Regions from separate parts of the Homo sapiens genome. Here all the other regions are linked to region 1. A link is a loop called in an ENCODE intact Hi-C map of the cell type or tissue named here. Cell type or tissue: PC-3. All regions are shown on one strand. Links, peaks and the distances in the headings refer to the core of each region. The heading gives the core; the rest is flanking DNA.

The links. A loop is a pair of places that touch in the nucleus more often than their neighbours do. Peaks named below come from ENCODE experiments on the same cell type or tissue, not always from the same donor. Only the 100,000 strongest peaks of a DNase experiment are listed, where the experiment ranks them.
Region 2: it touches region 1 in a loop (3-fold over the local background); 2 of 110 quality-filtered maps call a loop at or near these places.
Region 3: a loop joins it to region 1, with 3 times the contacts of the local background. A loop is called at or near these places in 6 of 110 quality-filtered maps.

The regions. Positions count from the first base shown.
Region 1 is chr6:127,414,558-127,425,703 of GRCh38, forward strand. It overlaps the pseudogene LOC100287856. Among named protein-coding and RNA genes, the nearest start is that of KIAA0408, 39 kb to the right of the region's middle. In PC-3, for the core only: a CTCF peak has its summit at 6,123 (motif pointing left); a DNase peak (open chromatin) is centred at 6,094; H3K27ac peaks cover 483 bases.
Region 2 is chr6:127,199,076-127,210,221 of GRCh38, forward strand. The region is part of intron 1 of LOC105377989 (a long non-coding RNA gene); the gene reads right to left. RSPO3 (R-spondin 3) reads left to right here. Exons shown (of 5, transcript NM_032784.5): 5 at 1-406. Among named protein-coding and RNA genes, the nearest start is that of RNF146, 62 kb to the right of the region's middle. In PC-3, for the core only: no CTCF peak of the experiment used is centred there; no DNase peak of the experiment used is centred there; H3K27ac peaks cover 589 bases.
Region 3 is chr6:127,360,866-127,372,011 of GRCh38, forward strand. It overlaps the pseudogene RPL5P18. Among named protein-coding and RNA genes, the nearest start is that of ECHDC1, 23 kb to the left of the region's middle. In PC-3, for the core only: no CTCF peak of the experiment used is centred there; a DNase peak (open chromatin) is centred at 5,646; H3K27ac peaks cover 1,531 bases.

The sequences.
Region 1 (11,146 bases), core at 3,635-8,634:
GTTGGCCAGGCTTGTCTTGAACTCCTTACCTCAGGTGATCTGCCCACCTTGGCCTTCCAAAGTTCTGGGATTACAGGTATGAGCCACCACAACTGGCTTGTGCAGTTTTCTTAAATACCAATTTAGTCATCCATTGAATTGTGACAAGAATGCCAAATTTGCAGAGCTGATGTGAATGTTAAACTTTGTAAACTCTAGAAAGTTATGGAAATATTAGGTGTATCATTATAATTCCTGTTCAATACCATGTATTATTTATATTACCTTATTTCTCCATCCATTATTCTAAAGTTTTTGAGAGTGCTGTATACTTCTTATAATTTGTTTCCCCAGTATGCTTGGCCAAGTGTCCTTTCTATTCTATATGAACAAAAATATTTGTCAATTGATGAACTAGATTTGAAACAGTGATGAAATGCTTTCAGATTATTTCATATTTGACATCTTATTCATTGGTTAGTAATATGTGAAGATAGGGCTTAATTATTTTTGTTGTTGTTAATTACAGATTTTAGGTAATTTAAAACATAACCATTGTTACAAGAGCTATATATTCTGTATATTAATTTAAAAAAATGTACAGTTCTCTTTTTCATCTGTCTGCTGTAAAATCAATACTGAATTGGATCAAATGCCAGCTCGTATGCACTTTCATCTTTGAAAGTTAGGACACAGCTTTGAGTCTCTCTGACCGCAGACCAACTTGTAATTTAACCTACCAGAGGCTGGGTGTGTATCAAAACACAGTGGCTTTACTCAGATCTTTTAAACAGCTACAAAAGTGAAAAAGCTGAGGATGGAGTGGAAAAAGAGAAAGGATACTTTGTTTTAGGGACCTGTTTTATTTATTTATTTTTTTGTATCCATTGATCACAGGACATCAGTGGCTGCTTCAGGGACTTGGGTTAGTAGTCTCCAGGGTTTACTTTACTCTGTATCTAGGGCAAACCTGACAGTCTGGAGTAGAGCAAGAAAAATATGTAATACAGTCAACTAGATTATTTAAAAAGCCACCTTTCTGTTATTCTTATGGGGTTGAGGAAATTGTTTCTCTATATGAGTATAAAATTTATCACCAATGTTCAAGGCTTTAAAGCAGAGTTGAAGGCAACCTGAGAATCACTCAGTATTCTTTCTTCCCTTACGTTTTATATCTGCTACTGAATTATTAGTGATGGCTCACTGTGCTTCCAGTGAGGGCAGAGGGTGTTGGGCTCCTCCTAAACAGGGAGAAAAAAGAACAACAAGGATATATATTTGTTTCATGCTGCCTACTGGTTTTGAATGTTTTAGGCTATTTAATTGGAAGAAGAAGGAATTGTTAAAGTTACTTTAAAACTCTACAATTGCTTGATTAACAAGGAGGAGAAAAACTATTGGATAAAACATACAGTTATTTAAATAAGGTTTAGCAATTCAGCAACATCTATCAAAATCTTTATTATTTTCATGTTTAAAAAATACTTTAGGCTGGGCGTAGTGGCTCAGGCCTGTAATCCCAGAACTTTGGGAGGCCGAGGCGGGTGGATCCCTTAAGGTTGGGAGTTCGAGACAAGCCTGACCAACATGGAGAAACCCCCTATATACTAAAAATACAAAAATTAGCTGGGCATGGTGGCACACGCCTGTAATCCCAGCTACTCAGGAGGCTGAGGCAGTATAATTGCTTGAACCCAGGAGGCAGAGGTTGCGGTGGGCTGAGATCGCATCATTGCACTCCAGCCTGGGAAACAAAAGCGAAACTCTGTCTCAAAATAAATAAATAAATAAATAAATAACCAACCAATGAACAAAACAAACAAAAAAACCAAAGCAAAACAAAAAAACTTTATACGGTAAAAAGACAGCAAAAATAGATTTTTGTTCAAAGAAGAAAAGATATACTGCCATTGTTGTGGTTCTGTAGATGATTTTAGTCTCTGGCTCCTCAACTGTGCACTGAAGTGTAGGTTGATTTCAACCATGGCTTCTCCAGCTTCAGTCATTTATCGAAGCTAAAACCATAGTTTAAAGATACGTGAAAAAACAGAGCAAGTGGAAATTAAGCTTGATTATGGTCTTTCATGTGTTACTTTTGCTATCCTTGATTGTGTATTTCTGTTGGATCAAACACTCCTATGTTACTGCTTGGCACCATAATGAATCAATATATATTCCAAGTGGCAAGAGGTAAGTTGAGAAGGAATATGAACCAATGCAACAAAATGCGCATAATACAGTGACAATAGTATGGCCAATCAATCTTGGAAATTACCCACTTGTTTAATTTTGAGCAACATGATCTAGCATTAATGTAATCACACTCTAAATCAGACAATGTAATTATGAAGACTGAGAGAAAAATGAGTCTGCAACTGAGGAGAAAGAAGACAAAGACCATGTCCTCTTCCTCTACCTATCAAAAGCTTTAAAATGTTTATTTACTCACACATCCTATTCCTGATAATGTTTCAAAAGAAAACAGTAGAAAAGGCTGGGCATTGTGGCTCACGCCTGTAATCCCAGCACTTTGGGAGGCTGAGGTGGGCGAACCACGAGGTCAGGAATTCAAGACCAGCCTGACCAGCATGATGAAACCCCGTCTCTACTAAAAATACAAAAACTGGCTGGGCGCGATGGCTCCCGCCTGTAATCCCAGCACTCTGGGAGGCTGAGGCAGGCGGATCAGGAGGTCAGGAGATCGAGACCATCCTGGCGAACACTGTGAAACCCCGTCTCTACTAAAAATACAAAAAAAAATTAGCCGGGTGTGGTGGCAGGTGCCTGTAGTCCCAACTACTCGGGAGGCTGAGGCAGGAGAATGGCATGAACCCTGCAGGGCGGAGCTTGCAGTGAGCGGAGATCGCGCTGTTGCATTCCAGCCTGGGCAACAGAGCAAGACTCCGTCTCAAAAAAAAAAAGCAAAAAAACCCAAAAATTAGCCGGGTGTGGTGGGATGCGCCTGTAGTCCCAGCTACTCGGGAGGCTGAGGCAGGAGAATCGCTTGAACCGGGGAGGTGGAGGATGCAGTGAGCCGAGACCGTGCCATTGCACTCCAAGCCTGGGTGACAGAGTGAGACTCTGTCTCAAAAAAAAAAAAAAAAAAAAGAAAAAGAAAATATGTTATTTACCAAGATGTCATCTATCATATAACATGAAATATAGCACAATCATTAAAATACTGCCATTAAAGTGATATTAAACTAATAACATGGGGTAATGTTAAGAAAAAAAGTGAGACATAAAATTTTGTATATGTTGTATGTTAAAAGCTAAAAAAACCAACATAATACATAAAATGTAAGAAAATATACAAAAATGCTAATCCAGATATAGGTAATATTGAATTTTCTCAACTTTTTTTGTAGGTTTTGTAAGGACAATTAAAATTTTAAAATAAGAAGCATAATTCTCCCTGCTGAAAATAAAAGATTTTCCTTCTCTTCTTTTTATCAGAGAATTTATTCTAGAAAGCTTCTAATTTTAAACATAATTATCCTCAGTATCTGTGAGCGATTGGTTCCAGGCTCCCCATGACCCCTGGGATACCAAAATCCAAAGACGCTCAAGTCTCTTCTATAAAATGGCATAGTATATGCATGTAACTTACACACATCCTCCTGAAGACTTTAAGGCATCTCTAGATTACTTATAATACCTAATACAATGTCTACATATCACTTCCTTTGCATGGACTGAATGTAGTACTTGGTATATGGCAAACTGAAGTTTTGCTTTTTGAAGCTTTGTGGAATGTTTTTTTTCCCCCCAAATATATTTGATCCATGGTTGATTGAATCCACAGATGCACACTCCTGGATACAGAGAGCCCACTGTACTCTCTTGGTTCATTAAAATGTGTATAAATCATTTTGAAGACTAGATAGGCCCTTTGTCAGCCCAGGAAGGTCTCTCTCAATAATCTAGGAACAATGCCATTGAAATGTACACAACGAGGGAGATAGCATCCTTAATCTCCCAGTTTCTGTGGGAGGACAGGAATCTAACTTCAGTGGAAGCCAGGCTCCAGAACTACCTTCTGTCATAAAAATACGAGAAGTTTGTTTTTCCCCGGACAAGGTCAATTAGCTAACAGGAACGATCTCCTCAATTTCCAGGTAAAGTTAGGATGAATGATGTTTGCAAATAGGGCTGTCATGTTGTCTTACCTGAGAAATTGTTATTTATCTTGAAAACACGTATGTAATGCGTTGTATCTGCTGGGCGATATAAGGGGGTATGATTACTTTCTGTTTTTGGAATCTCTTAATGGATTACCTGTGATGTACCTCACATTCTGGCTTAATGTTTATTCAATAATAAAAGTGCTTTCTTTACTACCTTTATGGAGAGAATTTCTGGGTTGGGAGAAGATTATCGTTCTAATTATATTTATAATCAAATAAGTTCACATTGATATAATGAGCTTTATTATGCTTACAATGGGAAATATACTTTATAATTATTGCCTTTTTTCCTATTTGATGATTTCTTTACCTTTTCGTTAGCAATAACTATCACCACTTTATTGGTTTATTCTACTCTAAGCTCTAAGCTCCCTTCCACTTCCAATTCTTTTGACTCACAGACTGTCTGTTCCAGTTTCTTCTCAGCTTCACAACATAGTTTTTAAGTCCGGGAAACACATCTGTACTATCTTGTACAACTAGGAACCCTGCTAGTGTCCCATGTAAGTCAACTGAAAGCCTTCCCTATTTTCTTTCTTTTTTTTGAGATGGAGTCTCGCAGTTGTCGCCCTAGCTGGAGTGCAATGGCGTGATCTTGGCTCATTGCAACCTCCGCCTCCCTGATTCCAGCAATTCTCCTGCCTCAGCCTCCCGAGTAGCTGAGATTACAGGTGCACGCCACTATGCCTGGCTAATTTTTGTATATTTAGTAGAGACAGAGTTTCACCATGTTGGCCAGGCTCGTCTCGAACTCCTGACCTCAGGTGATGCACCGCCTTGGCCTCCCAAAGTGCTGGGATTCCAGCTGTGAGCCATTGAACCCGGCCAGCCTTCCCTATTTTCAAAACAAGGACTTTATCACTAGTTCTAGTTAGCCCTTCCTTTGGTTTCTGCTTTCTGGTTTTAAACTATTCCTTTTTTTTCTTTTGTTTATCCTTTAATTCTCCCTTGAGTGCTTTGAGCTGCATTTTATACTTAATGTGCATAGATTTTGTTATATAATTTAATATTCAAACTGGGACACTTTTGAGAGTGAAAAGGTGGGGTAAATAATTACTGGGAAGTTATGCCGTAACCAAGACTGTCCTAGGCAAAACTGGATGTATGTAGGCAAAAGAATCTGAGGTTGGGAGTACCTTTGACTCAAAGTAGTGATTTAGTGTAATAAACCAATCAAGTGGTTATGAACTGATTGTTAACACAAAGATAGGTAGGTAAAGAGATAGATAAATGCAATATTTGGAGTATTGGAGTATATTTATTTTAAAATATTTTTGTTGTTTATCTGAAATTAAAATTTAACTGAAGATTCCATATTCATATTTGTTAAATCTAGTAACCCCAGATGCATGGTCATCATAAATATGTTTATTGAAACTGTTTTCCTCAAGGATGGCAATTTCTTATTCATCAGTAGGGTGAATAGCTCAGCATTTACAGTATATTATTTAACATAAGTTAATAGGCTAAACACCATAAAACTAACAAATAAGGCTTATTAATTTAAATGACTAGAAAGAAATATATTTATACCATAAAAAACATAATTTCTTATTTTTAGGGGAAAATTAAGCTAATCTAATTAGGACTCTAAAGGATAAACATAATTTGAATGGCTAAATAAAATAAATCATATTGTCTATATCTTTAAAATTTTTTTTTCTCTTTTCATATATCTGTTCTCATAAACATTTTGAATAGAAAATACAAAAATATTATTACCATATAAAAGTGATCTCATTACTTTTTTGGCATTCTACAATATAGTAACTTTTTCCACTACAGTCAAAAGATGCCTATTTGCCAGTAAGTCTTCTAGAATTCTCAAAATTTTCTTTCTCTTTCTCTTGGCTGTAACAGTTCACAAGTACAATGAAAGACTAAGTCAGATGGCTGGCGTTGGTGACTCACTTCCTCCCCCTTTTGGTAGTTTAGCTAGACACCCGTCTGAGTCAGCTTAACCAAAGAACAAACAAGCAGATACAGTGCCTGAGTTCTGGGGCTCCCCCTTTGTCACAAGGCTGTTTTCAGTGTCCCATGGCATTGTTAAAGAAAGCTCTCCTTGTTACATTGTCACAATGAAGTAGCCTACCCCTCTTACTCTATCAATATGTAGAGTGGTAGTACCAGGTGAGGCATTCCTAGAACTCCTTCCAGGAAGCATCCAGATCCCCCTTCTTCAGCATGTCTCTCTGCAAGATAACACAAGCCAATGGGATGCTGTGTGCTTTGCTGTTTTCACTGCCGATATATTTGCTATATTCCCCAGGACACCCACTTTACTTTTATGCCTATGATTGCTAATTTTGTGTGTGTGTGTTTGTGTTGTGCTCCCATTACATGACATATACTGTCTGAATTAGGTGAAGATGGCAGTGGTGTAATTTCAGACCAGAGCTGCCTTTTAATTGGACTTTTATGAGACACAAAGGGCTTTTTACCCCATGTCCAGACTGAAATAAAAAAATTCAATCACTTCATTACAATAATTTGTAAGTCATTCTTTTCATTCTGAAAAATCTCCCTTTGCACTTTATAACATTTCAGAAAGTAGAACTGTTTTCATTTCTTTGTTTGTTTGTTTTTGAGATGGAGTCTTGCTCAGTAGCCCAGGCTGGAATGCAGTGGCGTGATCTTGGCTCACTGTAACCTCTGCCTCCCAGGTCCTGGTTCAAGTAATTCTTCTGCTTCAGCCTACCGAGTAGCTGGAATTACAGACACATGCCACCATGCCCAGCTAATTTTTTGTATTTTTTAGTAGAGATGGGGTTTCACCAGGCTGGTCTTGAACTCCTGACCTTGGGATCCGCCTGCCTCAGCCTCCTAAAATGCTGGGATTATAGGCGTGAGCCACCAGGCCCGGCCCAGAGAGTTGAACTGTTAAGGAAAAACATACATATTTATCTAAAATATATATATATATATTTTACTTAAGAATATATGTATTTTGAGATAGGATCTCACTTTGTCACCCAGGCTGGAGTGCAGTGGCACAATTACAGCTCACTGTAGCCTTGACCTACCAGGCTCAAGTGATCCTCTCATCTCAGCTTCCTGAGTAGCTGGGACTATATATAGGTGCATGTCCCCATGCCCGGCTAAGTTCAAAAAATTTTTTTTTCTAGATACAGGGTCTCTCTGTGTTGCCCAGGCTGGTCTAAAATTCCTGGGCTCAAGCAATCCTCCCACCTGGGCCTTTCAAAGTACTGGGATTACAGGTGTTATCCACTGTGCTTGACCAAGGAAAATAATATGTATTTCCCTCTTAAAATGAATTCAAGAGTTTTTTGGGTTTTTTTTCGACGGAGTCTCACTCTGTCACCCAGGCTGGAATGCAGTGGCGTGATCTCGACTCACTGCAACCTCCTTCTCCCGGGTTCAAGTGATTCTCCTGCCTCAGCCTCCCGAGCAGCTGGGATTACAGGCACATGCCACTACGCCCGGCTAATTTTTTTTTTTTTTTTTTTTGAGACAGAGTTTTGCTCTTATTGCCCAGGCTGGAGTGTTATGGCGAAATCTCAGCTCACTGCAACCTCTGCCTCCTGGGTTCAAGCGATTCTCCTGCCTCAGCCTCCCAAGTAGCCGGGATTACAGGCATGTGCCAACACATCTGGCTAATTTTGTATTTTTAATAGAGACGGGATTTCTGCATGCTGGTCAGGCTGGTCTTGAACTCCCGACCTCATGTGATCTGCCCGCATCGGCCTCCCAAAGTGCTGGGATTACAGGTGTGAGCCACTGTGCCCGGCCTAATTTTTGGTATTTTTAGTAGAGATGGGGTTTCACCATGTTAGCCAGGATGGTCTCGATCTCCTGACCTCGTGATCCACCTGCCTCAGCCTCCCAAGGTGCTGGGATTACAGGCATGAGCCACCGAGCCTGGCCTAAGATTTAAATAATTATGGAATCTTTGTTAAATAAGCATGAAAATTTTAGAATGTAAATTTCAGAGTTAGAAAAGAAATATTAGGTAAGTGAACATATTTACTGGTCTTGTAAATTATTTTAGGAGGACCTGGGTTACAGGCAGTTGCTTAAGGCACATATGTGAAATAAAACTTAAGGAATAGCCCTCAATGCTTCATGAATCTCCTATCCTTCCCCTTTCCTCTTTGGAATGGGTTGAGTACTTTTATGGTGAAAGTCTTATTCCTTGCTCTTTTCCTTCATATGACAAATTAATATCCTGAGCATAATATTAAAAAAAAGCAAACCAAACCTGTTTATTCTCTGCTCTGGCAGTTTGACATTTCTGTGTAGTACCCTCTGCCAAGTTGAGCTATAAATCCTCTGTGTTGATTTTACTGAGAGCTGTAAGTAAATGATACTTCTATATTTGGGGGATAATTTTATTTTGCTTTAAAATATTGAAATAAACAGAAAATCACCCAACAGACACTATCTTCTATCATTTTTCCTATAGTTTAAGGCATTTTAAAATCAAATGTTATTTTCGAATATGTTCTGCAGAAACACTTGGATTTTCCCCACTTGCCTTTACATACTTTGCTGTGTGTGATCAGGGCTGGGACATTACAAATTCTATTTCCTTGGCTCCTTTGGTACTGGCAGAAGATCAGAAGAATAAAGGAAAAGAGAAGCTTCTGGTTTCTAGCATATACCAGTGGGAAATACTGGTAGTTGTTGTTATGGCATTGGAAGTCAGATGATTTCACACTTTTTTTTTTTTTTTTTTTTTGAGACAGAGTCTTGCTCTCGCCCAGGCTGGAGTGCAATGGCGTGATCTCGGCTCACTGCAAGCTCTCTGTCCCGGGTTCACGCCATTCTCCTGCCTCAGCCTCTCAAGCAGCTGGGACTACAGGCGCCCTCTACCATGCCCAGCTAATTTTTTTGTATTTTTAGTAGAGACGGGGTTTCACCATGTTAGCCAGGATGGTCTCGATCTCCTGACCTCGTGATCCGCCCGCCTCGGCCTCCCAAAGTGCTGGGATTACAAGTGTGAACCACCGCACCCGGCTGATTTCACACTTTCAAATTGAAGCAGAACTTTTCCATGTGAAATGGTTCTTATTCAGTGTTCCAGAATCAGCCAACAGTGCAGCATCAGGTGTGTGTTCCAGGCCAGGATCATTAGCAGTTTCTAATCTCTAGGTATTATTTCCACTTCCTTCTTGCTCCCCTGTCTCCCATCATCATTTTGTTCTTCTAGATATTTTAGTACCTTTGTTTCCAATTTCCTGTTGTAATGTGTTTAAATTCTTAGTGTTTCTCTGTTTTCCTAACTGGACTTTGACTGATAAAAGTACTGATGAAAAGCCACTAGAAATCCTACACTACAAATAGAACATATGTCTTTGACACCAGAAGAAAGAGGCACCTCAAAAATGATGCTCCTTTTCTAAGAACGTATAGCGTTTCACAAAAGAATGAGGAACTACATTCATGTTTCTGAAATGAAAATGGGAGTGGTGTGTCATATTTTAAGCTCAACACAACTTCCTGGAATGTAAATTTTACTTGAAAATTTGTATTTAAAGGACAATATTTATTTCAATCTTGAAATTTTTGGGGCAGATGATTTTACTAGTGAATTCTACCAAAGATTTAAAGAAAAGTTGATAATTTTACTAGTTTAAAATCCTTTACAAACTCTTCAAAAAATAGGAGGGGGGAACACTTCACATCTCATTCTGTGAGGTCAATATTACCCTCATAACAAAGCCAGACAAAGACATCACAAAAAATAAAACTAGAGACAGTACATATATATTCATATATATGTAAAAAATGTCAACAAAACATTATCAAACTGAAGCCATCAACATATACAAAGGATTATACCATAACCAAGTGGGATTTATCACAGGAATGCAACATTGGTTTAATACATGAAATCATTCCATGTAATACACTGTATCAGTAGAATAAAAGACAAAATTAACATGATCACCTCAACAGATGCAAAATAAGATTTTGGTAAAATCCAACCCCCTTTTATGTTTAAAATACTCAACTAACCAGAAATACAAGGAAACATTTTCAAACTGATAAAGATCCATGAAAAACCTACAGTAAACTTCATAACTAATGGTGGAAGACTGAATTCTTCCCCCTAATATTAGGAATAAGACAAGGATATCCACTCTTGCTACTTCTATTCAACTTTGTGCTAGATGTTCTATGTCAATTAGTGCAGAAAATGAAGAAAAGGTACCCAGATTAGATGGAAACTAGTAAAACTCTATTTGCAGATGTCATATTGTCGTATGTAAAAGATCCTAAGGAACCCTGCACAGAAAAATATTAGCACAAATGAGTTAATTCAGCAAGACTGCAGGCGACAAAGTCAATATACAAAATACATTGTAATATGAAATCAAGAAAAATATTCAACTTATAATAGCATCAGCAAATTAAATACTTAGGATTTTTTTTTCTTTTCTTTTCTTTTTTGAGAGCCTCACTCTGTCGCCCAAGCTGGAGTGCAGTGGTGCGATCTTGGCTGACTGCAACCTCTGCCTCCTGGGTTCAAGCGATTCTCGTGCCTCAGCTTCCTCAGTAGCTGAGATTACTGGCACCCACCACCATGCCTAGCTAACTTTTGTGTTTTTAGTAGAGATGGGATTTCACCACGTTGGGCAGGCTGATCTCAAACTCCTGACCTCAAGTGATCTGTCCACCTCAGCCTCCCAAAGTGCTGGGATTACCGGCGTAAGCCACCACACCCAGCCAGATCAATTACATTTTATCAGTGATTCTGGGGATATTGTGTATCCACATCCAAAATCACGTAGTTAGACCTGTACCTCACAGCATATGCAAAATTAACTAAAAATGGATCATAGGCCTAAATGTAAGAGCTAAAACAATGAAATGCTTATAAGAAAGTATAGAAGTTATTCTTTATGACCTTGCTTTAGGAAATGGATTTTTTAAGATATGACATTAAATGTACAAGTGATAAAAGGAAAAAAAAACATCAATTGCACTGCATCATAATTAAAAACTTTTTTTTTTTT
Region 2 (11,146 bases), core at 3,443-8,442, 220 kb before region 1:
CAAAGAAAATGGAAAGTGCACTGGTGCTAGCGTTAGACAGCTTGTGTTAATGTCTCAATTCTGCTACTAACTGGTTGCAGCTTGTGTGACCTTGGGCACATTGTATGATCTCGCAGAATATCATCCCAAATCTGCAAAATGGAATTGGCATCATCTCTTTTGCAAGATTGTTATGAGAATTAAAAGGTTCTTCATTCAATATAATAATAAATATTTTGTATATAAATGAATATCAATTAAAAGTTATGACTAATTCCACAAGTCAAACATATAAATTTTATTTCTTGATTCATGATATGTGATAGTATTCATAAAAATGTACATGCATGATAATTTCAAGGAATAAGTATATATGTGAGAATCATGGAAATGAAATTAATAATATTAACTAGTAATTAAATTGTAATTTTGTCTTGAGTCTTCTTAAAATTAGGAAACTACTTAAAGTACATTTTTTATAAATGGGCATAAATACAGACAGTATATATTTTCCATGGATATATTTTCATAGCAGAGGAACCAACTAGATTCTTTCTCAATACAACTGCAACTATTTCTGGTCAAATTATGGGGAAAAGGCCTGTTTTGTGGTTGATCTGTTACAAACAGGGTGTAACTTCTTGTAACGCAAAGATAATTTGTCTGGAATTCATCCACCACTGAAAAAATAAAATTAAACAAGGATCATGATCAAATCAATTGAAATTTTTCCAAATTTAAGCAATAACATTTCATCTTACTAACATAGTAGATTATTGTAACTTTATTTCAAATGTTCTTAGAAAAAGAAAAGCAAAACAAAACAAATGGCTGTACCTCCTTTATGCTAGCCACTTAACCCTTTGACTATACTATATTATGTAATTATCCCAAAAGCCCTGTGAGTCATTGATGTCCTTGTTTTACAAAAGAGGAAACTGAGGCACAGAGAAGTGTCTAAAGTCATACAACTAGCAACATGTGAGTTTGGAAGTGACACCCAGCTCTGGCTGACTCCAAAGCCCACTTTCCTTCTCCTTCATCATAACTTCTAAAGTCATATTTATTATTAGTTCCAAGATTGCCCATGACATATAATAGTGAGGTATTTCTTCATGATCTAAAACTATTATCCCCCATTAAGAAGCCTGAGACGTCAAGTTCTAGAGGCCTCAACCCAGGATAAGACTTAACTCTGAATCTGAACTCGAAATGTGACTGTGTGTGTGTGTGTGGCGCGGCGGGGTAGGGTGAGGCGGTGAGACACAGAGCTGCAGGAAGCCTATGGGCTGGCTGGATGTGGGGTTTGTGGGGAACAGTGGATTGGGGGAGGCAAGTGCATTGGTAGGCAAGAGGAATAAAAAGGAGAAATGGGAAATACGTGCTATCAGTAAAGGACCAAAGTTCAGAAAGAGAACAGTAAGTCTGGCTCCTTGGGAAGCCCTCGATTGTTATAGCCCTTTATGTCTGTGGATTAGCCCTCAATTCAGTTCTTTTCTGGTATAAGCAGGGTATTTGCCAGCATGATCATCTTTCCCCTGAGTCCTTGTTCAGAATTGCAATGATCCAGGAAGAAACATCAACAGATTTTCTTCACTGTTGGAACTACCAAAACAACTTTCTTCAGAGGATACTTCATTTTCTTCCAGCTACTTTCAGACATTCAATATCAGGATTTTAATTGTCACACACCTTTTCTTGCCCATACTGGCTCTCAAGTAATTTTGAGGCTAACATATCCATCACATACACAGGTACAAAAAATGAAGGAAGAAAGAAAGAAAGGGAGGAAGAAACATAGGAGAGACGGAGGGAGGGGGGAAGCAAGAAAGCAAAATAGCAATCATTTTTATTCATAGTCCTTAAAATACAGTGGTAACACAACTCCAACAAGTGGAAATATTTCATTAATTGGAAAATTGGCTACATAATAATTTCAAAAGACATAATTACATGACCACAAAATAATCTGACATATAAACAGTTTGCAAACTGTTACAGTTACTTCTATATCTATAGCTGTGTGCAGTGAAAATTGTTGTTCAATATGATGTGGAGGCAATCCAACATACTGAATCACCTACAAAGGATTAAGTTTTATTTTAAAAAAGAAAACTGGCAGATACATATAAGAAAAGTTTTTAAACAAGGTTAAATAATAACTTTACCAAAGTGTTCTGCCTAACAGGTTTAATGGAAGTATTCACTTTTGTACTATTAGCATCAGTTACTATTTTAGCTGCTCCGAATTTCTATCACAAATGAATTTCAAGCAAGATCTAGATTTTCTTCAACAAATTTAACAACTTCTTAAACATTTTAAAGAGGAGTCTACCTTTATAAATAAAACAATCAAATGTATTTTAAGTGCTTTGAAATTATAAAGCACAATAAATATATAAGCTATTACTGTTGCTAGCCAGTCCCTAGCTACAGCAACAGTTTGACATTCCTTTCCCCATTGCTCACACTGCCGCCCACACTGGAGATTTCAGTCTAAGAATTACCTATATTCTTCCCCAAAAGGAGTCAATAGAAGTACGTGATGAGACCACATATTTGAGAATGCAACAATGTAGCCCTTCCTTACTAGAAGGGAGTAAGGATATACTTCACTTCCTTCTAGTATATCTGCATTGTTTTTTTTCTGTAGCTGCTGGCAATGGAGCTATATCAAACATGGAACTAGAGGTGCAACTTTACTTTGTACATTGTGTGATACCCAAATACAATAAAATAAACTACCACTAAATGTGGAATCTTGAACTGGAGACATTTCTGAGTCAGTTAACGCTACCACATACGGTCTCCCCAGAACACGCACATTCCAGGTTGGTCCCAATCTCCCAAGAGGTAGAAAATTTGGTGACAACTCCGTCAACTATCTGGCTATGATGATCTCAAGATTTGAAAAAAAGTAAAAAGAATTCTGATCCCAAAAAGAAAGGAACCCTTATTTTCATCCTTATAACTACTCAGTGACATGTACTGCCCCTCCACCAGAATGACATGCCAAAAACGAGTGCCATGCCCTGGGGCACTGTGCTGTCCCTGGCAGCAGTCCGTCCATCCTTTTGACTTCCTTCCCTACTTCTGTTCTACACTTTGCTTATTTATGGTTTTTGATTGACTAGTTTGGGAAGGAAAAAAAACCCTACCTAATGATTTAAAAATTAACCTAGGAATAAACTGGAGAAGACATAATTTAATAAATTCCTCGAAGTATAGAGCTATGGAAAGAATATTATTTATACTTCTTTTTTTTTTTTTTTGAGAAGGAGTCTCGGTCCGTCGCCCAGGCTGGAGTGCAGTGGAGCAATCACGGCTCACTGCAAGCTCCGCCTCCCGGGGTCATCCCATTCTCCTGCCTCAGCCTCCCGAGTAGCTGGGACTACAGGCGCCCACCACTACGCCCGGCTAATTTTTTGTATTTTTAGTAGAGACAGGGTTTCACCATGTTAGTCAGCATGGTCTCGACCTCCTAACCTCGTGATCCGCCCGCCTCGGCCTCCCAAAGTGCTGGGATTACAGGCGTGAGCCACTGCGCCCGGCCCCATTTATACTTCTTAAAAGAAGTTTAATAAAAATAAACTAGAAAACAAAAATAGAAACACTTTGTGTTTCACATACAAGGGATTTTCCTCATGTGGCAACTATTTGGAAGAAGGTCCTATTTATCACTAAGTTCACCCTTACTGATCTTTTTCCCATAGTAAAAAAAAAATGATTATGACTCACTTTATGAACACACCAAATGCTACAGGAAAATAGATTTTAGTTTTATCCAAACCAGCAGTGAGAATAATTTATGATTCCAAAAAAGACATAGACATGCAGAGTCAATTTAGGAAAGTGAGTCAGTTTCATGCAAATAAGTTCTAGCTTTCTTGATTGCCAGTCTCCTTTTAATGTTGGAATTTTAGGGGGGGAAATGAATTATTGTGGTAAACCAACAATTCCACTTGTTAACTATGGAATATTTAAAGGATAGCTTAATATGTACATGTGAAAGGGTCAAGAGAATAGAGTTTTATTTGAATATCCAGATGATCCAATTAAATCCAAAATGGTATTATTTCTAGAACAGAAGAGACCATTAGAATGTGCTGTTCTAGTATCTCTAGAATTCTCAAATTTATTATGAGAATTATCCTTTCCACAATTGTCAAAATAGATTGTTTGGCCATAAACATCCTTGCAAGCCTAAGCAATTTGAAATTCAGGGCCTATATCAGTTTCCTTGCCTCCACCCCTTTCACCCCCAAAAGAAACCAGTCAATTAGATAATGGATAAATTAACACTATATTGACAAGCAAAGAATAATTAGAAATTAATAAGCATAAAGAGAAATGACTGTGTAAAAAAATCACTTGTTTCAGGTTTAATGTAGTCACTTTGGGACAGGAATATAAAACATGAAACATGAAAATAGTCAGCAGATGCCCTTTCCATCCATTAATAAAGTATCTTTTAAATAAATAATCAATCAACCTATAGATTCTGCCATTAGGAAATTAGCAACAGTGCTTTGCTGTACCAGTAGAGCTATCAGATTAGACAATTTTCATATGTATAGGTGACATAACATTCTCCTAAAATTTTCTATCAGGTTTCTAGATGGAGGTTAAAAGCCTTGTATGATTTTGTAATAATTGATATACCAAGCCTGGCATCCACAATAAATATTGATGTTTTCCATTCTGTAAAAATGATATAAAACATATTAGTGCTTTTATAGTTATGCAACTTTGTATGTTTTGATACCAAAAAAGATCCAGAAAATGTGAAAATACAGATAGTTATCTAAGTATAGCTTCACCGAGATTGGGTGATTTAATTATCAATTTGAAGGAAAACTCTTTTATCTGTAACAATGATCATAACTGAACTACTGAACTGGCCAGCAAAATTAATGTCTTGATCTGCCACTCAAGCAGTATTTAGTCATTATTTTCAAATGACTAAAATTAAATAAAATAAACTATACCTTTGAGAATCATTTTAACTGAAGTAGCCAGTTATAAGGGCTAGCCACAGGCAGTGTTTACAAAATGTCTCTTTAAGAGGTGTAAGATTATTTCAGATCCACAAAGAAAAAGCAGCAGATGGTCCTGCTTTTCCCTTGTATCACTTGAAACATACAAGACTTAAATATTAAGTTAAAAGTGTATTGAGAATACTTCAGAAAACAAATCTATGCCCAAATCACTCCTTAAAGCATGGAAAGAAAAATAATGCTAAAGTGGAGGAAAATAATTAAAAGTGGAATTCCCTATATATTCTAATTTGCAAGATGAAGCTTCACTCTTCCTGCAAAATACTACATTATGGGTATGAAGACGCCACACCAGTCCTAACCAAAACATGTCTCAGCCCTTCTCCAGCCTTCACCAAATATCACATTGCCAGCTTCTCTTTTGTCATGTCCTTGCACTTCCACAAATTGGATTTCCCATCAGAGTGTTAGTACACTCTGATGAACTCAACAAAGCAGAAGTAAGAAAAAACAACTTTAAAAATGTTGTTTTTATATTACAAAGCAATGTTTCAAATAAATGTTATTCAATATTACTGAAATGGCATTGAAATAGTCATAATGAGAAAAGTGAGAACTTGGTTGAACTTTCTTATACTGGTTTTACAATTTAATTCTGTGTTAGTTTGCAATACATTAAAAAAAGGAACGACAGAATCTTTCAAAATCCTTGGTCCAGTCCTACTGCACAAACACAAGCACCTACTGCCTCCCTTCTCTCCCGTTAGTCAATCCTAAGCCTTGCCTGAGAAATATCAGTGATTCTGTCAAATACTACAGACTGCTCTCTATCCTGAGTGCCTTGAGAAGGTCTCCAGCTATTCCAGTGTCACCTTTGACAGGAGGCAAAGGTGGTAAGCAAAGGTGTCAAGGCCCTGTCATCCATTCTGCCTTGTGTTTCTTTCATTTCCTGTACAGGGTAACTGCTCAGAAAAACTCAACTATTTCTCACAGGACAAATCATATAAAACCTTACAGGATTAAAAAAAGAGAGAGAGAAGCGCTTGTAATGAAAAGAAACGAAAGAAATAATAAGAGAACACACAAGAGGAAACCAGTCACACCCATTCTCTCTAGTGCTATGTAGCTTAACCCACACCCAAAGTAAACTGCCTTCACTTCAAGAAGCTGTCTCTCTGTAAATAAACTGACCAATGTATCTTTAAGACATAAACATCTTGGACTGCCATAATAAACATTGCAAAATAAATACAAAATAACATCTGGAGGCAAAGCTTTGCTAGGAGTGGGGTGAGAGGGAGTGCTAGCTTTTCTTAGCACCATTAATAAAGTATTAATTTCATTTTCTTTTAGTTTGGAAAATGCTTTCCATTATTAACCAAAAACAAATCAAAGACTTACTGATTTTACTTTAAAATCCAAAGAATGGAATACTGTCTGTCCATAATGGCTTTTTGCAAGTTGGGCTTATCTTCTTAGTTATATTTTAATTCCCTTGTTTTCTACTGTTTGAAACTAGCACTCAGTCACCAAGCAGTTAATTTAGATATGAAAATGGTTTATATTTAGGTCTAATTATTACTGTCCTGTTACATAAAAATCTTCTTTCTGTCTTGGGAAACCAATTTCTCCAATATAATGTACCAGAAAAACACAATACTTCCATTGTAAGAGTATATTATAATGATTATGACATTCAACCATTGTTTCTCATTGCAATGGCAGAGACCATGTTTCATGCACTTCCTATCAGCATCCGACTTATGTGTAGTTATCCCATTCAATTAACATTTATCATCGGCAAACAGCAACTGGTCCAGCTCTCTACCTGTACAAAATAATTACATCAAATGCTTGAGTTGCTCCTAGTAAATTTTACTATAATATTATTATGTAGATAATTGCCCTAGGAATTACTTCTCTTATTTTGTGTAATGCTCTGGTAAGATTTTTTGTAGGTGACATAGAAAGCATTGTATTCCAATGCCAAGAAAAAAAAAAAACTCATTAGAAATATATGTAACTTACAGCCAGGCGCCATGGCTCACGCCTGTAATCCCAGCACTTTGGGAGGCCGAGGTGGGTGGATCGATCACCCGAGTACAGGAGTTCCAGACCAGCCTGGCCAACACGGTGAAACCCCAACTCTACTAAAAATACAAAAAATTAGCTGAGCATGGTGGCAGGCACCTGTAGGCCCAGCTAATTGGGAGGCTGAGGCAGGAGAATCACTTGAACCCAGGAGGTGGAGGTTGAAGTGAGTCGAGATTATGCCATTGCACTCCAGCCTGGGAGACAAGAGCAAAACTCTGTCTCAAAAAAAAAAAAAAGAAAAGAAATATATGTAACTTATGAGTAAATTATAATACCTCCTAAAAACCATTATACCTAATTTACAATAACTACTACTAATAATGACAAAATAAATTATTTGAAATGTATATACCCTAAATTATTTCTTGTTCCCAATGTATAAATCTTTATTTTTATAAAATGAAATAAACTTGTTAACTATCAGGGGAACAGTAAATGCCTTCCATTTAGTCAAATAAATATGTAAGGATATTTAATCTCATATAAGTGTTTTTTAAAAGTATACTTGTCTCTCTTTCCATAGGAAGTAATGTCTGGCAGAGGAAAACTGCTGAGCTATGTCTGAGATAGTTTCATCTGCTCACAGGCTGCTCCTGATGGCACATATTTATTGTGTTTCTCACATGGCCTAAACTATACCAGCAAAATGAGGAATTCAGTTTTCCTTTTAAAAAATTTTCCTTTTGAAAATAACAGGCATTTTACTAAACATTCCTTTTTTTCTTATTTTGATTAGCCAAAATGCCAGTTGCAGGCAGGCTACATAAAGGATATTCTAAATTCCAGACCCTCTTTCATCAGATATTGCAAAGGCTGAAAGTAAGATCAAATTTACCCAAGCCACAAGTTGTAATAAATTTAAAAGAATCATCTTTGGCTTCCATTATTAGTCATTTCCTCTCTTTCAACAAACAATAATTCAACAAATAAAAATTTTAAAAGTTCTGTCTATTTTAGGCTTTGCAGATAGAAAGACTTGCATTTAAATCTCTTTATTATTGACCGTGCACTCTTGGAAAAGTAATTTATTTGATTCTCCATATATTCATATATAAAATAAATATAATATTTTTACAGACTGTATAGAGTTGTGAAGATTAAAGGAAACTATGTGGCATGCCAAGTATGTACTGGGTTCCCAGTAAATTGCTACTAATTAAAATGTATGTGCTTTGCTTAAAATAGAATTTCCAAGTCACTCTGAAACAGAAATATCGATATTTCTGTTATATATAAATATATATAAATACAATCATGTAAACACACATACATACACATATATTTCCTTCAATAATCAATCTTTCTATAATATTTAATTTAATCAATAGGTATTTACAGTATATCTACTGTTCACCAGGCAACATGCTTGATACAGATAATACAAATCCACAAAATAAAATTCTTGTCTTTGAATCTTCCTACTAGGAGAAACACATAAGATACCCAAATGCTATGAGGGTATTTTACCTAAGTCTGTGCCTCCTGGTGCGGAGGTCAAGAGGAATGAGCCCCTAACTCAGGCTTGGATGCAGGAGCAGGAGAGGATGAGTGTTTAGTAACGTGAGCTAATTCCTCAATCATGAGTACTTCTTTGGCAGTGAAACAAAATAGGAAATGAATGTCGGGTTGGGTATCACAGGCCATGAGAAAAGCCTGGCATAAATGAGAATATGCAGTTTGGGGAATTACAAGTAGTTTCTGTGTTCTCTGGCAAGAGATTTGGGAAGTGTGAACAGGAAACAGATGATAAATGGCCTTATATGTTATGGGAAAGAGTCTATACTTTATCTTGAAAACAGTGATGAGTCTGTTAAGGTTTTTATGAGGAGCAATGAAATAATTCTATTTGTCTTAAAAGTTGCCTTTGGTGACAATGAAAAGATGGATTTTTAAGAATGAAGAACACTCGGATGAGTAACAGTTTTAAGTATAGGAGTATAAAATTGTATAGTCAACTTCAAAATAAAAAGAACCTGAATTAATGCAGAAAAAGATGAAGGAGAGGAGGGAATAGACACCAGAGATCATTTGAAGGTAGAAGCCATGAAACATGTAACCAATAGCAAGAAGCAGGGGAGCAAAGTGAGTCCCATGTCTCACTCGGTAAGCAGTGTCATTAATCAGAGAATCACCCACAGCTGAGAGTGGGATTGTTTATTTGCTTTGTTGAGATTGAGGTGTGTGACAGATATTCAATTGAGATAATCTCCTAGGAGTCTGGAATATTATAGGTCTGTCCCTGGGCTAAACTGTATGAAAGGTAGAGATATTGATTTAGAAGTAATTATCTAATAAATAAATCACAGGGCATATGTGAGTGAGCCTAAGGAGAATTCAGTGAAAGAGAAGAAAAAAGATTGAATACAATTAGCAATATTTAAAGAGTGAGTAGAGAAACAGGGAGTTATGAAGGGAACTGAGAAAGATGGACTCAGAGGTAAACAGGTCAAGAATAAAGAAAGCAACATTATAGAAACATTATGGGGCACGATTATATCAAATATTGCAACAAAATCAATCAATCTGAAGACTGGCAGGTGTCCCCAGGACTTGCCAATATGGTGTTCTTTTAGAACTTATTTTAACAAAGTTCTGAGGACAGAATCCAGGTCTCAGTGAGCCAAGAAAGAATGAGAGGTAGGGAATTGAAGATGCAGAATGTAGACAACTCAATAGAGAAGGCTTCTATCTGTGGGTAAGAAGGAAACTCAAGGTACAGCCTACAGAGAGTCAACATATGTTTTATTTGGGTCTGCTTTATGAAGAAATTAGACTACAGCCATTAACCTACTGAGGCAAAGGAGAAAAAAGAGTAAATGTTCTAATTTAACAAAGAGTAGAACTATCCACACCTGTGATAAAACTAAAATTCCACTATAAATATTAAGCGTGAGGGATAAATGTCAATTTTAACAGAATTTCCATTCAAACTTGTTTTCCCCAATACATCTTCCCAACTTTCTCTCTTGACTTCCCATATCACTTCATAATTTTCAGTAAGATATTTTTGCCTTCACCTTTATTTCTCTGTATCCTTTTCTATATAAATGCATTTGGTAATGCTACTTCATCTTAACTGATTTTTTTTTTCATGTAAAATCAATCTTGGTTGCTGCCCTCCTTAACACCTAAGTCAAATTTCTCAACTTTTAGGCAATATTGGCTATTCAACTCTGTGCCCCAAACTCGTGTATACTATATTACTTTCTACTTTTTGTACATTATTTTTTAAATAAATTACAAATAAAATAAAAATAGATGTCAGAATCTTTTTAAAATGTAAAATGCTGTAAAATATCAAGTCTGATAATATTATTAATATCAATTTAAGGATGCCTTATCTCCCCCTTGATCAAATTGTCAGCCAATATTTGAATCATGAATATAAATCACTGACAAGAAAAAAAAATAGCTCAGGTTGACGTCACTGCCTAGTAGCAAAATTTCCCTTAAAAAATTTAAACCTGTTAATTATATTTTATTTAATTAAATACATATATTTATTTCCATATTTGCATTTCCTTTTTCAAACACATGCAGCAGCAGTCTACTATATGCAATCCTGTTTAATGCAACCAGTTATTTTTGTAACAGTTTATAATTCTTTCACATATTGGCATCATTTCAGCTATTCAATTAAAAATGAGATTTTTTTATTAATGTATTCAGTTGCTCATATAAAGCATCTTGTGCTTAGCATATTAAGCAAAAATAGGGCTATATTGTTTCCATTAACTTACTATTTAATCCTTAAAAATAGAAACCTAATGTAATGGTTACAGTATGGATCCAATACTAAATATAGAATTCTAGTTTTCTGTCCTATAGAAACTCAGATGATCTGTAAAAAAATCACACATCTTCACAACTTCTCCTAAGCCAATAAAAGAGAAATGCTTGCTTTCAAGTTAGATTCTAAATCATAAAATTTATTATATAAGGCCAGAAAATAAAGCAATTATCTTACATGTATTGTAAATACTTCTGAAAAAAATCAATTATGTTTCAGCACCCCTCCAAAACTGCTCATTTAAAAAAATTTATTTTCAAAACATATTTCCTTTTTGCCTAAATAA
Region 3 (11,146 bases), core at 3,374-8,373, 54 kb before region 1:
CCTGGTGGGAGGTGATTGGATCATGGAGGTGGTTTCTCCCATGCTGTTCTTGTGATAGTTAGGGAGTTCTCACAAGATCTGATGGTTTTAAAAGTGGGAGTTTTTTCTGCACTCACCAGGTCTCTCCTGCCACCTTGTGAAGAAGGCATCTGCTTCCCCTTCACCTTTCTCCATGATCGTAAGCTTCCTAAGGCCTCCAAAGCCATGCAGAACTGTGAGTCAATTAAACTTCTTTTTGTTTATAAATTACTCAGTCTCAGGTAAATATCTTTATAGCAGTGTGAAAATTGACTACTACAGAGAATTGGTACTAGGAGTGCGGTAATGCTATAAAGATAACCTGAAAATGTTGAAGTGACTTTAGAACTGGGTAACAGGTAGAGGTTGGAATAGTTTGGAGGGCTCAGAAGAAGACAGAAAGACATGGGAAAGTTTGGAACTTCTTAGAGACTTATTAAATGGTTTTGACCAAAGTGCTGACAGTGATATAGACAATGAAGTCCAGGCTGATGTGGTTTTGTTACTGGAAAGGGGTCCTGATCCAGACCCCAAGAGAGGGTTCTTGGATCTCATGCAAGAAAGAATTCAGGGTTATTCCACAGTGCAAAGTAAAAGCACATTTATTAAGAAAGTAAAGCAGTGAAAGGACAGCTACTCCACAGACAGAGTAGGATGTTCCTGAAAGTAAGAAGAGGAATGCATCCACCCTAGGTACAATGCTTGTATATTTATAGGATAAAAATAGTGCTTGGGGAGATGTGCTCTGCTACAAGGGTTTGTGATAAAGGATTAATTTTCTTAATTACTATATTTTGCAAGAATCAATATTGTTATCTTTATAGCAAAATTGGGAATGTCCTTATTCTCCAGATATCAGGATATCTGGACACTCCCAAGTCTGGGTCTGTTTCAGTAAACATCATAAATGTGTTCCCTTAGCCATAAACATCTAGAAGCTAGGAATGTCTAATTTTCTGGAAATGTAGCCCAGCAAGTCTCAGCCTCATTTTCCCAGCCCTCACTCAAAATGGAGTCACTTTGCTCAAAAGCCTCTGACAGTTTTAGATGGAGATGAGGAACCTTTTGGGAAATGGAGCAAAGGTTACTTATGCTGTGCTTTAGCAAAGATACAGGCAGCATTTTGCCTCTGCCCTACAGATCTGTGGAACTTTGAACTTGAGAGAGATGATTTAGGGTATCTGGTGGAAGAAATTTCTAAGCAGCAAAGCATTTAAGAGGTGGCCTGGCTGATTCTGAAAGCATTCAGCTATATGCACTCACAAACACGTGGTTCAAACTTGGAACTTAGGCTGGGCGCAGTGGCTCATGCCTGTAATCCCAGCACTTTGGGAGGCCAAGGCAGGTGGATCACGAGGTCAGGAGATCGAGACCATCCTGGCTAACATGGTGAAACCTGTCTCTACTAAAATTAGCCAGGTGTGGTGGTGGGCGCCTGTAGTCCCAGCTACTCAGGAAGCTGAGGCAGGAGAACGGTGCGAACCTGGGAGGCGGAGCTTGCCGTGAGCCGAGATTGCGCCACTGCACTCCAGCCTGGGCGACAGAGCCAGACTCTGTCTCAAAAAAAAAAGAAAAAAAAAAAGTTGGAACTTATGTTTAAAAGGGAAGCAGAGGTCTCTGTTCTGCAGGATGGGGTTTATTAAAGTTGTTAACAATAAGGCCTACTTTAAGAGATACCAAGTGAAATTTAGAAGACGATGAGAGGGTAAAAATGATTATTATTCTCAGCAATGCTTGGTGATACAGGATAAAAATAAATACAACACACCCAAATACAGGATGATAGTTCATGTAACAAAAAGACGTATCATTTGTCAGATTGCTTATGTCCGTATAGAGGGGGATATGATAGTCTGCGCAGCATATGCGCACAAACTGCCAAAATATGGTGTGAATGTTGGCCTGACAAATTATGCTGCAGCATATTGTACTGGCCTGCTGCTAGCCCGCAGGCTTCTCAATAGGTTTGAAGTGGACAAGATCTATGAAAGCCAAGTGGAGAAGACTGGTGATGAATACAATGTGGAAAGCATTGATGGTCAGCCAGGTGCCTTTACCTACTATTTGGATGCAAGCCTTGCCAGAACTACCACTGGCAATCAAGTTTTTGGTGCCCTGAAGGGAACTGTGGATGAAGGCTTGTCTATCCCTCACAGTACCAAACGATTCCCTGGTTATGATTCTGAAAGCAAAGAATTTAATGCAGAAGTACACCAGAAGTACATCATGGGCCAGAAAGTTGCAGATTACATGCACTACTTAATGGAAGGAGATGAAGATCCTAACAAGAAACAGTTCTTTCAGTACGTAAAGAACAGCATAACTCCAGACATGATGGAAATATATAAGAAAACTCATGCTGCTATATGAGAAAATCCAGTCTACAAAAAGAAGTCCAAGAAAGAAGTTAAAAAGAAGAGGTAGAACTTTCCCAAAATATCCCTTGCTCAGAAGAAAGATTGGGTAGCTCAAAAGAGGGCAGACTTCCTCAGAGCTCAGGAGCAGACTGCTGAGAGCTAAACCACTTTTCTGTGAGGGTTTTTCAGATAAAGAGAATAAACTTATGGACAGAAAAAAGGGAAGCAGAGCATAAAAGTTTGGAAAACTTGCAGCCTAACTATATGGTAGAAAAGAAAAACCCATTTTCTGGGAGGAATTTAAGCAAGCTGCAGAAATTTGTATAAGTAATGAGGAGCTGAATGTTAATAGCCAAGACAATGGGGAAATGTCTCCAGGGCATGTCAGAGATCTTCACAGCAAACCCTTACATCACAGGCCCAAAGGCCTAGGAAGGAAATATGGTTTCCTGGGCTAGGCCCAGGGTCCTGCTCCTCTGCAGCCTGAGGATCTGGCACACTGTATGTCAGCCACTCCAACTCCAGCTGTGGCTAAAAGGGGTCAAGGTACAGTTCGGGGCCATTGCTTCAGAGGATGCTATCCCCAAGCTTTGGTGGCTTCCATGTGGTGTTGGGCCTGCAGGTGCACAGAAGACAAGAGCTGAGGTTTGGGAGCCTCCACCTAGATTTCAGAGGATGTATGGAAACATCTGGATGTCCAGGCAGAAGTCTGCTGCAGGGTCAGAACCCTTATGGAGAATCTCTGCTAGAGCAGCGTGGAAGGGAAATGTGGGGTTGGAGCTCCCACACAGAGTCCCCACTGGGACACTGCCTAGTGGAGCTGTGAGAAGAGGGCCACTGTCTTCCAGGCTACAGAAAGGTAGATCCACTGACAGCTTGCACCATGCACCTGGAAAAGCTGCAGGCACTCAACACCAGCCTGTGAAAACAGCCACAGGGGCTGTAGCCTCAGAGTCACAGGGGCAGAGCTACCCAGGGCTGTGGGAGATCACCCCTTGTATCAGCATGCTTGGGATGTGAGAGATGGAGTCAAAAGAAATCATTTTGGAGCTTTAAGATTTAATGACTGCCCTGACAGGTTTTGGACTTGCATGGGGCCTGTGGCCCTATTGTTTTAGCCAATTTCTCCCATTTGGAAAAGGAAAATTTACCCAATGCCTGTACCCCCATTGTATCTTGGAAGTAACTAACTTGCTTTTGATTTTACAGGCTGATAGGTGGAAGGGACTTGACTTGTCTCAGATGAGACTTTGGACTTGGACTTTTGGTTTAATACCATAATTAGTTAAGACTTTGGGGGACTGTTGGGAAGGCATGATTGTGATTTGAAATATGAGAATGACATGAGATTTGGGAGGGTCTGGGGGCAGAATGATATGGTTTGGCTCTGTGTCCCCACCCAAATGTCATCTCAAATTATAATCCCCATGTGTTGAGGGAGATACCTGATAGGAGGTGATTGGATCATGGGGGACAGTTTCCCCCATACTTTTATTGTGATGGTGACAGGGTCCTCATGAGAGCTGATGGTTTCAAAGTGCCAGTTTTCTTTGCACTAATTTGAACTTACTTCAGTTGTCTAAAAGACACCCTAATTGTGAATCCTCTGGGATGCTCACTGTTGTCCCCATGTCCACTAAGAGTCTCTACAGGGGGTTTTAGTCAGCCTAAGTTTAGCAAATGCCTAGTTGCTTTTCCCTTTTTAAATTCACACTTTCTATAGATAGCAAGGTGTTACAAAAATGGATTACAAACTACAAATGGCAGTTGGATGTTGAGCCTAAATTCCACAGAGAGTGAGTTATATGAGGGGGACTAACAAATAGTGACTGTAGAAAGGAGGAAGGGAAGGGTAAACTGCATTGCCCAAGGGGAGACTTCAGAGGCCCTGACTTGCTGGAGAACCTACCCAGAAGTGGAGTCACCAAAAAATATTCAGGTGGCCACTTGCCTATCACTGTAGGTGCTGTTCATCAGGCCAGGAGTCTGGGAAATCTCAATTTATTTGACCAAGAAGGGCTTGAGCAAGGCAGTTATAGGACAGCACATAGGAAGGGGCTTGCAGCTGACTATTAAGAAAATAATACTTTCAACTTTAGGGCAGAAAATGGCAAGACCAATAGTCCCCTAGGGTAAGGGGCTATAACCCACAATCCTAGAAGGAATGTCAATGCCGAAAACCCCAGAGCATCTGTTGGGGTGACCAAAAATACCTATGCTGAAAACCTGGAGTGTCCGAAGTTCAGCCAATGAGTGTTCTCTCACCAAATCCCAAAAACCTTGGGGCACCCCAGGGGTGGCCAAGAGTGAACCCCAGACCAAGCTGGGATCACAGAACAACTTGACTCTGGTGTTCTAGAGTCCACACAATGGGGGATCTCTCACAACCAAGTATCCTGCCTTGAACAATTGCCCAAATACAGTTAACAGAAAGTCAAAAGCAAACATGACTGCAAACAAACAACTGCAATCAAAACATACATTTTTAGGACTGAAAATAAAACAAATGGTGGAGGAATAAAATGAAGTCAGAGGAAAAGAAAAAACAAAAACAAAAAATGGGAAAAGTGGTGACAAGGATATGCTTCAGAGCATCTAAACCGTGGGTAACTTTTAACTGACCACTTAGCCAAAGGCTTTCATTTCCTAGCTTACCTAATATTATGGTTGGGGAGGAGAAGAGAGGAGACATTCACCCGTTGCACCAACTAATCTCCCACGCAGGACTTGGGTATAGGTCTCTCCAGGTTCCCCCAGCTTGAGTGGGCTCAGCTGCCATATTGTGAGAGGGACAGCACAGGGACCTGTAATCCACTGACCTGCTTGGTTGGAGCAGTGGGTCCCACACAAGGCAGCAGCACCATGGCCACTTGATCCTCCACTTTGCTCTGCTGCCTGCCGGGGAAAGATGATGGCTCTTAAAAGAGTCTTTGGTTAGTGTTATAGCTCTGTAGTGTTAGAAGCTATTTATTGTTACAGCCTCGGTGTTACAGCTCTTGCAGCCTCGAGATCAGACATTTTTGCTGTCTCTCTCCTTGTGGTATTGCAGATTGCCATGTTTCCCTCTCACCAACTACTGTCTCTTGTTATTTCAGTCTCTCTGACTGCCATCTTTCATTGTCTGTCTCCAGTCGCTGCCTCTCTGTCTGTACTGTCTCACCATCCAGGTCTCACTGTCTCCACCAATCGATCACTGCCATTTCCACCAATCACTGCCGTCTCCACTGTCTTCCTCCCTTCGCTGGTCACCAGATGATGCAAGACAGGCAAGCCCCAAAATTCAGTCTTAGCCCGGGAGGGTTCTTGGCTTAGCCCAGGAAATAATTCAAGGGTGAGTCAGTGGTATTAAACAGCAACTTTTATTAAAGTGGCAGCATACAGCAGCAGCAGAAGTACTGCTCCTTGCAGAGCAGGGCTACTCCATACTCCCAGAATAACAGCTCAGAGGCAGTTTTGCAGTCATATTTATACCCACTGTTAATTATATTAAAATTAAGGGGTGGTTTATGCAGAAATTTATACCATGAGAGAGGTAACTTCTGGGTTGTCAGGTCATTGCTATGGAAAGGAATGTTAACTTGTTGCCATGGCAATGGTAAACTGACATGGCACATTAGTGGGCATGTCTTATGGGGAGGTGCTTCTGCCCCAGACCTGTTTTAGCTAGTACTCAATTTGGTCCAATGTCTGAGCCCTGTGTTGAGTCCTGCCTCCTAGCTCATTTTTAAGGTTCATTTAAGCCATAGCATGTATCAGTACTTCATTCCTTCTAATTGGCAAATAATATCCCATTTGTGGCTAAATCATATTTTATTTATCCATTTATCAACTGATAGGTATTTGCACTGTTCCACTTTTTAGCTGTTACAAATAAAGTGCTCCTATCAGCATTTGTGGATAAGTTTTTGTGTGGACATAAGCTTTCATATCTTTTGGGTACAAACCTAAGAGTGGAATTGCTGAGTCATATGGTAACTCTATATTTAACCTTTTGAGGGACTACCAAACAGTTTTGCAAAGTGGCTGTACCATTTTACATTTCCACCAACAGTGTTTCAATTTGTCCACAACTTCTCCAACACTTGATATTTCAGTCTTTTGTACTATAGCCATGTTAGGGAGTGCGAAGAGGTATCTCATTGTGGTTTTCATTTGTGTTTTCTTTATAGTTAATTGATTTTGGCATCTTTTAATGTATTTATTGGCCATTCGTATATCTTATTTGGAGACATGTTTACTTACATCTTTTGCCTATCTTTTAAATTATGTAATTTATATTTTAATTATTGACTTGTGAAGGTTCTTTTTATATTCTAGATACGAATCTCTTCTCAGATATATGACTGGTAAATATTTTTTTCACATTACATGGTTGTCTTTTTACTTTCTTGCTGGTGTCTTTTGGAACACAAATATTTTACATTATGATTAAGTCCAATTTATCTGTTTTTCTTTTGTTGCTTGAGCTTTTAGTGTCACATCTAAGAAACTGTTACCTACTACAAGGTCATGAAGATTTATTGTTATATTTTCTTCTAACAGTTTTATACCTTTAGCTCTTACATTTAGGACTTCGATTCATTTTGAGTACATGTTTGTATGTGGTATGATGTAGGGGCCTACATTCACTCTTTTGCATGTAGATATCTCACCATCCCAGAACCACTTTAAAAAATTTTTTATTTTTAATAGACACATAATGATAGTACCTATTTATGTGGTAAAATGTGATGTTTTGATACCTGTATACATTGTACAGTGATCAAATAAAGGTAATTAGCATACTCATCACCTCAAATATTTATCATTTATTTTTGGTAGGAACATGCAAAATCCTCTCTTCTTGCTCTTTTGAGATATACAATACTTTTTTGTTGATTATAGTCACCCTACTGTGCTATAGGACACTGGAACTTTTTCCTCCTTTCTAATTGTAACTTAGTACTTGTTGACCATCCTCTCCCCTTTCCCCCTTACCTCTACTCTCCCCAGTTTCTGGTGACCATTGTTCTGTTCACTACTTCTATGAGATTAACATATTTAGATTATGCATATGAGTAAGAACATGTGGTATTTGTCTTTCTGTGCCTGGCTTATTTCACTGAACATAATGTCTCCAAGTTTATCCATGTTGTAACAAATGACAAGATTTCCTTCCTTTTTATGGCTGAATAGTATTCCATTACATTATACCACATTTTCTTTATCCATTCACCCATTGTTGGACACTTAGACTGATTCCATATCTTGGCTATTGTGAATAGCCAATTAATGCAATAAACATGAGAGTTCAGATGTCTCTTCGACATACTGATTTCATTTCCTTCAGATATATAGCCAATAGTGGGATTGTTGGATCATATGATAGTTCTATTTTTAATTTTTCAGGAAGCTCCATACTGTTTCCCATAATGGCTATACTAATTTACATTCCCACCAACAGTGTATTAAGGGTTCTCTTTTCTCCACGTAATTTCTAACACTTGTTATCTGTTGTCTTTTTTATAACAGCCATTCTAACTGGAGTGAGGGGATGTCTCATTGTTTTTATTTGCATTTCTATGGTCATTAGTGACCAGGGTCATTATCCCGGATGATAAGTGATAGGTAGCATTTTTTAATATGTCTGTTGGCCATTTGTATGTCTTCTTTTGGAAAATGCCTGTTAAGGTCTTTCGGCCATTTTTTGAATGAGGTTTATTTTTTGCTTGTTGATTTAAGGTCATTATATATTCTGAATAGTAATGCCTTGTCAATGTATAGTATCAAATATTTTCTCCCATCCTGTAGGTTGCCTCTTCACTCTGCTGATTGTTTTCTTTGCTGTGCAGAAGCTTTTTAGTTTGGCGTATCTCATTTGTCTATGTTTGGTTTTGTTGCCTGTGTTTTGAGGTCTTATCAAAAAAATCCTTGCCTAGTCCAATGTCATGAAGCATTTTCTCTATGTTTTCTTCTGTAGTTTCATAGTCTTGGGTCTTATATTTAAGTTTTTAATTCATTTTGAGTTGATTTTTGTATGGTGAAAGATAGGGGTACAGTATTCTTCTGCATATGGATATCCAGTTTCCTCAGCACCATTTATTAAAGAGATTGTCCTTTTCCCAGTGTGTGTTCTTGGCACCTTTGTCCAAAATCAGTGGGCTGTAGATGTGTGGATTTATTTCTGGGCTCTGTATTCTGTTCCACTGTTTTTTTAATGCCTGTTTTTCTGCCAATACATGCTGTTTTGGTTACCATAGGCTTGTAATATATTTTGAAGTTAGGCAGTATCATGCCTCCAGCTTTGTTGTTGTGGGGCTTTTTTTGCTCAAGATTAGTTTGGTTATTCAGAGTTTTTTGTCATTCTATATGAATTTCAGGATTTCTTTTCTATTTCTGTGAAGGATATCATTGGAAATTTCACAGAGATTACAGCGAATCTCTACATACTTTGGTATAATATGGACATTTTAACAATATGAATTCTTCCAATCTATGAACATGGCTATCTTTCTATTTATTTGTGTTCTCTTCAATTTCTTTCATCAGTATTCTATAGTTTTTACCTCTCTGGTTAACTTTATTCCTAGGTATCTTATAGATTTTTGTAGCTATTATAAATGGAGTTGTTTTATTTCTTTTTCAGATTGTTCACTATTAAGGTATAAAAATGCTATTGATTTTTGCATATTTACTTTGTACCCTGCAACTTTAGTGAATTCTCTTATTAGTTCTAACAGTTTTTGGTAGAGTCTTTTGGTTTATCTCTACATAAGATCATATTGTCTGCAAACAGACAATTTGACTTCCTCCCTTCCAATTTGGAAGACTTTTTTCTTTTGTGTAATGTCTATGGCTATGACTTCCAATATTATGTTGAATAGAAGTGATGAAAGTGTGCATTCTTGTCTTTCTCCAGATCTTAGAGAAAAAGCTTTTATCTTTTCTCTATTCAGTAGGATGTTAGCTATGGGTTTTTCATATATGGCCTTTATTGCATTGAGCTATGAAACTTCTATACACATAATTTGTTGAGAGGTTATGTTTATCTTGAAGGATGTTGAAGTTTGTTTCTTTAGTCTCTATTTATTTCTGCTCCAATCTTTATTATTATCTTTTTCTTCTGCTTTTTTAGGTTTTAGCTTTTCTTGTTCCATCTGTGCAATGTTAGGTCATTTATTTGAGATCATTCTTCATTTTTGATGTAGGTGTTTATTGCTGTAAAGTTCTATCTTAGAACTGCTTTCGCTGTACCCCATAGATTTTGGTATGTGTGTTGTTTCTATTTTTGTTTGTCTCATAAAATTTTTTAATTTCACTTTTAATTTCTTCATTGACTCATTGGTTATTCAGAGACACATTGTTTGATATCCATGTATTTGTAAAGTTTCCACAGTTCTTCCTATTATTGATTTCTAGTTGTATACTATTTTTACTAGAAAAGATACTCTGTATGATCTATAGCTTCCTAAATTTGTTAAGACATGTTTTGTGGCCTAACATATGACCTACCCTGGAGAATGTTCCATGTAAAGTTGAGAATAATGTATATGCCATGACTTTGGGGGTTAGGATTTCAGCATATAAATCATGGGGAACATAAACATCAAGTCAATTGCAGTAGTATTTCCTTATAATCCTTTTTAGTTCTGTAATGTTGCTAGCAATATTATCTCTTTTATTCCTGCTGTGGTCTGAATGCTTGTGTCTTTCCAAAATTTGTATGTTGAAAACCTGATCACTAACGTAATAGTGTTAGGATGTAAGGCCTTAGGGAGATGATTAGATCATGAGGTCAGGATGGGTTTAGTGCACTTATAAGAAAGGTTCCAGAGAGCTGGTTTCCCATTTTCAGCATATAAGGGCACAGCAAGAAAGTACTATCCATGAACCAGAAAATAGGTCCTCACCAAACACTAAATCTGCCTGTCTTGATATTAGGTTTCCTTGTCTCCAAAACTGTGAGGAATACATTTCTGTTGTTTTTAAGATATGCAGTCTATGGTAGTTTTTTAGAGCAACCCAAACAAACTAAGACAATTCTGAATTTTGATAACTTGAGTTTTCTCTCTTTTTCTTTTGGTCAGTTTAGATAAAGTTTTGTCAATTTTGTTGATCTTTTCAAAAAGCTACATTTGGGTTTCATTAATTTTCATTAATTGTCTATTTAATTAATTTCTGATTCAATCTTTTTTTCTTCTGCTTGCTTTAAATTTACTTTTTAATATCTGAAGGTGATTATGAATTTCAAATCTTTCTTAATTTTCAAATATAGATGTTTATAGGCATAAATTTGCCTCCAAACACTGCTTTACCTGCTCTTCATAGATTTTGATATTTTGTGTTTTCATTTTTATTCATTTCAAAGTGTTTTTGAATTTGCCTCATGGTTTTTTTGACCAATTGATTATTTTGAAGTGTGTGGTTTAATGTCTACTATTTATGCATCCCTCAAATTTCTTGTTATTTATTTTCTCATTCTGTTATTGATTTCTTTATTCCAATGTGACCAGATAATAAACTTTGTATGATTTCAATTATTTTAAGTGTGTTGAGGCTTTTATTGTTGCCTACCATATAGTCTATCTTGGAGAATGTTTCATTTTCATTTGAGAATAATGTGTCTCATCTAGGTATAGAGTGTTCTATGGGTATCTATTAGGTATAATGGGTTTATAATGTTGTTCAAGTCTTCTGTTTCCTTGTTGATCATCCTCATAGTTGTTTCTCCATTGTTTGAAAGTGGACCATGAAGTCTCTGAATATTGTTGTTGAATATGTATTTCTTTATG